Linked DNA regions of Homo sapiens: region 1 is linked to region 2. Evidence: chromatin contacts called from ENCODE Hi-C or POLR2A ChIA-PET data. All regions are on one chromosome and are shown on one strand. Each heading gives the region's core, a stretch centred on a gene start or an enhancer-like site at or near the end of the contact. The rest is flanking DNA. Distances are from core to core; before and after follow the strand shown.

Region 1 (3,222 bases), core at 510-3,009, 34 kb before region 2:
AACCATGCAGGCAGAGAATGGGAGTGTGCTATCTGGGATCAACAATGAGGAAGATTTAAATCTGCCATGACTGAGGATCCTCAGTGGCACATGAACTAGGTCCAAAGCTAGGTCCAAAGGCAAGTCCCAGAAGGGAACTGGCAGCTGTTAAAGGCACAGCTATTTAATCCACTGTGATTAAGAACAGGTGCTTTGGGACTGGGCGCAGCAGCTCATGCTTGTAATCCCAGCACTTTGGGAGGCTGAGGTGGGAGGATCACTTGAGGCCAGGAGTTTAAGACCAGCCTGGGCAACATAGCAAGACCCTGTTTGTACAAAACAAAACAAAATATTCGTCAGGCATGGTGGCACATGCCTGCACTCCCAGCTGCTTGGGAGGCGGAGCGGGGAGGATTGCTTGAGCCCAGGGATTTGAGGTTATAGTGAGTTATGATCATGCTACTGTACTCCAGCCTGGGAGACAAGCAAGACCCATTTCAAATATAAATATATAAAGTAACTGGTGCTTTGGATTCAGACTTCTGGGTTCAAAACCAAGCTCTGCAACTTCAAGCTTTATGACCTTGGGCAAGGGACCTTATTCCTTTCTGCTTCAATTTCTCTAAGTGTAAAGCACAGATGGCAGTAACAACCCACAGACTCAGGGAAAGATTAAGTGAGTCAATACCTGTGAAGACTTAGAACAGTGTCTGGCACATAGAAGACACTAAATGAATCTTAGCTGTTGTTATTTATTAAAGATTTACAAACAGACCTGAGCTGTCCACTCAACAGCTCAATGACCTTGGGAAGTTATTTAACTTCACTGGGCTCAGTTTCCTCACCTATAAAATGGAAATTGATAATAATACCCACTTCATGAACTATCTCAAAGTCTTAAATAAAATAAAGCATGTGAGTAATAACACTGACAGCCAACACTGGCTGGCTGCTTAGTGTATGACATGCACTTCATGCACTACGAGGCAGATACCATCAGCGCTGGCTATCTCACTCCTTGGCCTGTGCTTGTTTTGTTTTGCTGAGACAGGCCCTTGCTCTGTAACCTGGGCTGGAGTGCAGGGGTACCATCATGGCTCACTGCAGCCTTGATCTCTTAGGCTCAAGTGATCCACCCACCTTGGCCTCCCAAAGTGCTGGGATTACAGGCATGAGACTCATTTCTCTACATCTGTTTACCTTTGCCCTATTAAATGCCAAGTGCTTTGACCGCACATGAATTAGTATGTTCCCTGCACCTCCTAACCAATGTCTGCCTTCTAAGCCCATGGTCTTTCCTGCCATGCTATAACATTAAGGACAAGTACACTATGCTGATTATTGTCATTATGAGACCATAGCTCCTAGAAAACCAGAGCTGGTCATCCTCATTTTCACACATCACCATTGGCCTCTGATTACTATGTCTCACACGTGACAGGCGCCCTATAAATGTTTCACGGCCTGTGCCCACGTCCTGCTAACCTATATTTTTTAAAAACAGGGGCTAATGGGGTGCAATTAATAAACACGTCCAATAATTATCAGGATGACGTCATTTCTCGGTCTGCACCTGAAGCTGTTCTCTAGAAGCTGCTTCCAGTTTCACCTTGGGAAGAGTAAGGTAACACAGGAGTGATTCTCACGCCTAGAGGAGGAAATTGAGACTCATGCGACTGCAGAATGTTCTTTTTATGACATCCCTTATCAACCGATGAACTCTTTCTCAATCTCATGGCGGGTCAATGTTCCACCGTGTCAGGCGTGGACATGGGAACAGATCACACAGGATTCCAAGTTCAACAGACAGAGCACCTGCACCTTTGGTCTCATACATCAGAGTTGGGAAGATGGGGAGAGTGCCAGAAGGTGCTGAATGCTCATGAGCTCCATGCGCCTCCCCTAAACCCAGAAACGCTACCCCCTCCAAGTACCTCTGGCTCCATTGTTCTCTGTAGGAAGCACTGAAGGAAATGCCTGTAAAAAGCTCCGACTTGTTGAAACTCACATGAAACTGATCCCAGAATGGGCCAAAGGGGTTTCCTTCCTGCAGAAAGAGAGTGGTGGAAGGCTTACTGATGGGGAGGGAAAGCCATTTGGGGATGGGGCCAGGGAAGTGTAGGTGGGGGAAGCTGGGTGATGTGACTCAGGCCAAAACACTCTCACAGGATGGCCTAGGAGAAATGTCACTCTGCAATTCCTAGGCCAGGGGCTGAGCAGAGTGCCGTGGCTTCAATTCTGGATTCCAGCAGGAGAGTCTTTCCTGTTCACATGTCACATCCTGCTGACCCAGCAGCACTGATGAGGGTCTGGGGAGAAGCAGACCTTGGATTTTGAACCAAGGACTAGAGCTTCAAGAGACATTCAAGATTGGCTAATCCAATGCCTTCATTTTCAAGGTGGAAACCAAGGCCCACTGAGGGTCAGACACTTACCCAAGGTTACACAGCCAGTAAGGGCACTGTTGGGGCTGTGAGCTAGGTCTCCTTTCTCAAATTTCATAGTTCTTCCAACCACTTTCCCAAGACTTTAGCACATACACCGAAAGACATACTTGGGGGTTTATTTCCAAAGTGCCAGAAATGTATAAATTTCTTTTAATAAGATATGACAGCCTCTCATTTACCTGCTGAGATGCAGGAAGGTATTCAAGTTAAGTGGGTAGACAATGGTGCCAAATTACCTAAGGTTGAATCCCAGCTCTACCACTTGTTTGCTGTGTGATCCTGGGTAAGACACTGACCCTCTCTGTGCCATCCTCGGTGTCCTCTCTATGAAGTGGGGATATTATAAGTATTTTCCTCATGGAACAGTGTGAGTATTAAATGAGTTGATACATGTAAAGCTCTTAGCGTGGTACCTGACATACATAGTAAGTGCTACATGAATATTAGTTATTATTACTGATGTGGCACTTTGCAGTTTACAAGCACTTTTTCACCTGGCCCTCATGACACTTTAGGAGTGAGACAGAGCAGGGACTGGCATCTCTATTTTGTAGGTAGAAATGAAGGTTCAGAGAAGCAAAGTCTTCTGCCCAAGGTGATGCAGCTTCGCTAACAAATGCCAGAAACAGGACTTAAATCTCCATCTTTCTATTCTAAGTCCTTCTGGTGCTTTTCCCCACATTTTGCCATGACATAGTCTTGGGGGCCTAGAGGACATGGAACAGGAAGAAAGGGCCCCCGAACCCACAGGACCCACCTTCATGGGGCACGTCTTCTTATCTGGGCTTCGCTGGGC
Region 2 (3,633 bases), core at 922-3,421:
TGGAGTGATCTCACAGGGCATGTCTGGAGGAGTGTCTGCAGTTATAGACCCCTAGTGTCTTCAGTTTGAACCTTATCTGTCCATCTAGGCTATAGCTCTTCTAGGAAGCCCTCCATGATTTCCCCAGCCCACAACAGTGTCTGCCACCTCCCATGTACAGCCTAAAACCAGAATCTGGGCACCAGTGCCTGTCTAGGCTGCACCCTCTGGGTGCTGTTTTGTGCCAGATGACTGCCTCTAATGTTCCCGGGGGGATCAGGGTGAGCCTGTAAGCATCCTGGTGATTCTAGGAGGTGGTGCCCCATGTGGTTTGCCTGACTCTTGCCTGCTGGTTTGCAGGCTGCGTTGGCTCCTGCAGCCATACTTGGGCCCAGCTGCATCCTGCATTCCCCTAGGGCCCAGGCAATGGTTCTTTTCTAAAATGGGCACTTACCTGCCTACCTGTTCTCTCTGTGGCATAGCCAGTGGCTTGCTTCCTTTACATGGCACCAACGGCATGTCCCACCTGCCCTGGGGGCATGAGTCTCCTCCTCAGAACCCACTCCAAGCTTGCTCACTCATTCATGCCCTGAGTCACTGATATATCCACACATCTTAGCACCAGCTATAATAGGCATGGATGACCATTCTGGTCCCTGCCCTCAGTGAGCTCCGGGGTCCAATGGTGCAGCTGAAGAACATTGATAATAATCACCAAAGTTTATTAACCACCTACCATGTGCCAGGGCTTTATATGGGTGCAGCAGGCAGAGTGTGGCTGTCTAAGCCTGAGTCAGACCATGCCCTTCTGCTCCAAACCCAATGGCTGCAATATACAGAGGAAAAGCCAACATGCTCTGCCTGGCCTGCAAGACCCTCCTGATCTGACTTCCAGTCACCAATCCAACTTCATCTCCTATGCTTCTCCGCCGCCAGACCACTTTCGAGCTCCAGCAGCCATTTTTTTTTTTGAGATGGAGTCTCACTCTGTTGCCCAAGCTGGAGTGCAGTGGCACGATCAAGGTTCACTGCAGCCTCAACCTCCCAGGGCTCAGGTGATCCTCCCACCTCAGCCTCCTGAGTAGCTGGAACTACAGGTGTGTGCCACCATGCCCAACCAATTTTTGTATTTTTTGTAGAGATGGGGTTTCACCATGTTGTCCAGGTTGGTCTTGAACTCCTGGGCTCAGGCAATTTGCCCACCTTGGCCTCCCAAAGTGCTAGGATTTCAGGTGTGAGCCACCATGCCCAGTCTACACCAGCCTCTTGCTAGTCTTCAAACCTGGCTGAAGACCTTGCTTCCTCTTCCCTCTGCCTAGACGCTGCTTCTCCAGATGTTTGCATGGCCGGCTCCTGCCTTCATTAAAGTTTATCAGTTCAAACATTAGTTACACCTCTTCCAGGGAAGCCTTCCCCGACCACCCTTTCTAAAACTCACCCTGTCACTCTCTGTCCCCTTTCTGTTATAGCACTTAACAACCACCTGATATCACATTGTATATTCATTTTATCTGTTTTTTTTCTCTACACTCTTCGGGAATTTTTTTTTTTTTTTTTTTGAGACGGAGTCTGGATCTGTCACCCAGGTTGGAGTGCAGTGGCATAATCTCAGCTCACTGCAACCCCCTCCTCCTGGGTTCAAGCAATTCTTGTGCCTCGGCCTCCTGTGTAGCTGGGATTACAGGCATGCACCACCATACCTGGCTAATTTTCGTATTTTTAGTAGAGATGGGGTTTCCCCATGTTGGCCAGGCTGGTCTCGAACTCCTGACCTCAGGTGATCTGCCAACCTTGGCCAAAGTGCTGGGATTACAGGCGTGAGCCGCCACACCCAGAGGCACTTTGTTTTATTCATTGCTAAATCCCCCTTACCTAGAGCAGCACCTGGCACAAGTAGTTCTTTGTGAAATGAATGAATGCATGTGTCACATCTTTGAGGTTCAGGAGGGTCTTCCTGGTGGGCGAGGCGACAGCATGTATGAAGGCATCAGATGCCTGCTGAAGGCCCTTCTGGGGTTTGTATCTCTAGCGATAGGAACTCTCTACTGCCCAAGGCAGTACCGCCCTTTTCCAGGCAGTCTTGGAATTGAGGCAATAAATGTCCCGGAGCCCATTCCCGACTCCTACTACAGAGACATGGCCACGTGGCCTACACATGCTCCAAGCGTGGAGGAAGGAGGCCAGGGTACAGAGGGGGCTTCCTGCTCTGGCGTGGAGAGCAAACACAAGCCTTGGATCCCAGGGTTCTGCTCCCCTCTGTCTCAGGTGCCTGCCCTGTTCTGTTCTGTTGGCCCGGGAAGGAACTTTGGACAGGCTCTTTTAAATCCAAGAAAAACCTGTCCCGAAACTATGGCAATTACTTGTAATCTGCAACTGCCTTGATTACAGCTCGGGGGACTTTGATATTTTCCTCCAAGGATACCATTTCAGCACAAAAATTCAAGGAAGTCCCCAGTGCTTGCTTGCTCTTGCTCAGCAGGAGAACTAAACGTTGACTGGAGTCGGTGAACTTTGAGGCCTCCACCCACAGGCCCCACCATCAAAGCTGACTCAGGATCCTGGGGCACAGGGCTGTAGTGCATCAGGCACCCGCTGGAAGGCTGATAGGCCTGTGCAGGGCTGCTCTTGCCACTTCCCCCTACATGGCCTTAGGCATGTCTTTTCACAGCTATTGGCCCTTTTCTCATCCAAAGGAGAAAGTCAAAACTCCTTAGCAGGAGGTAAAAGTACCTTTAAGGTGCTCCCCTCCATGCACCTCCAGCCCTCCAGGTGGCTGGCTCAGTGACAATGCTTTTGCTTTTGGTGGCATCTAACTGAACCACTAAGTCTTTTTTCCTTATATGAATATTCAGAGGGGAATTGAGGCAGTGGGGCTATTTGATCCATCACCTCAATGATGCGTCCAGGCTCGGGCCTTCTCTGATCTGCCATCCTTCTTGTTAGTTCCATCCTCAGGTTGGTGCCAAGATGGTGGCAGCAGCCCCAAGTGTCCACACTGGAATATGGCAATTCCAGAGAGGGGAGACTATGTCTTACCATGGCTCCTCTTAAAATGGAGGAAGCCTTTCCCAGAAGCCACTGTAGATTTTCCTGGTCCTATACCTTACTGACTAGAACTGGGTCACATGCCCAGTCTTGAATTAGTTATTGGCAAGGGGGAGCAGGGTAGTGGTAGACCAAGCATTGACGCGGAATGGATGTCTGCTCATAATGTCCAGTGCCTAGAGGCAAGCTAAGACCACTGCCTCTAGGCGCTCACAGTCACACTTTGGCTTTTCTGTGAGACCTCACAGCTGGCACTTTCACCCCATGATGGCCCTCAGGGTTAGAGGGTGCTGACTTCTAGGCTAGCACAGGTCCAGTTGCAAGGGTTCTGGACCTAGAAAGTTCCTTAAGTTGAGCCAAGTCACTGCCAAACTAAGATTCCTAGGAGGCAGGCCCTTTAGACTCTCCTTTGGTGAGTGAGGAGAGATTGAGCATCAATTGTGTGAGTGTCTCTTTCACTTCAAAGAACTTGGCTGGGTGTGGTGGCTCACACCTGTAATCCCAGCACTTTGGGAGGCCAAGGTGGGCACATCACTTGAGTCTAGGAGTTCGAGACCAGCCTGGGCAACATTGTGAAACCCTGTCTCTACAAAAAACATATAAAAATTA

Evidence for each region. A loop is a pair of places that touch in the nucleus more often than their neighbours do. ChIA-PET counts read pairs that join two places held with the same protein, here RNA polymerase II (POLR2A). Pooled maps may share reads with other maps.
Region 1: POLR2A ChIA-PET joins it to region 2 with 12 read pairs in H1. The contact joins two enhancer-like sites. A Hi-C loop is called at or near these places in 1 of 50 pooled maps. POLR2A ChIA-PET finds 5 or more read pairs at or near these places in 5 of 52 experiments (AG04449, H1, HEK293 and 2 more).

Annotation. Positions count from the first base shown.
Region 1 is chr20:32,215,413-32,218,634 of GRCh38, reverse strand. POFUT1 (protein O-fucosyltransferase 1) reads right to left here. Exons shown (of 7, transcript NM_015352.2): 3 at 3,184-3,222; 4 at 1,914-2,026. Among named protein-coding and RNA genes, the nearest start is that of POFUT1, 9.1 kb to the right of the region's middle. Within about 2 kb of position 1,759, at least 3 of the 41 ENCODE cell types and tissues checked have a DNase peak (open chromatin) inside an H3K27ac peak, as active enhancers do.
Region 2 is chr20:32,181,054-32,184,686 of GRCh38, reverse strand. No RefSeq gene overlaps it. Among named protein-coding and RNA genes, the nearest start is that of PLAGL2, 25 kb to the left of the region's middle. RefSeq lists an enhancer at 2,130-2,630. Within about 2 kb of position 2,171, at least 2 of the 41 ENCODE cell types and tissues checked have a DNase peak (open chromatin) inside an H3K27ac peak, as active enhancers do.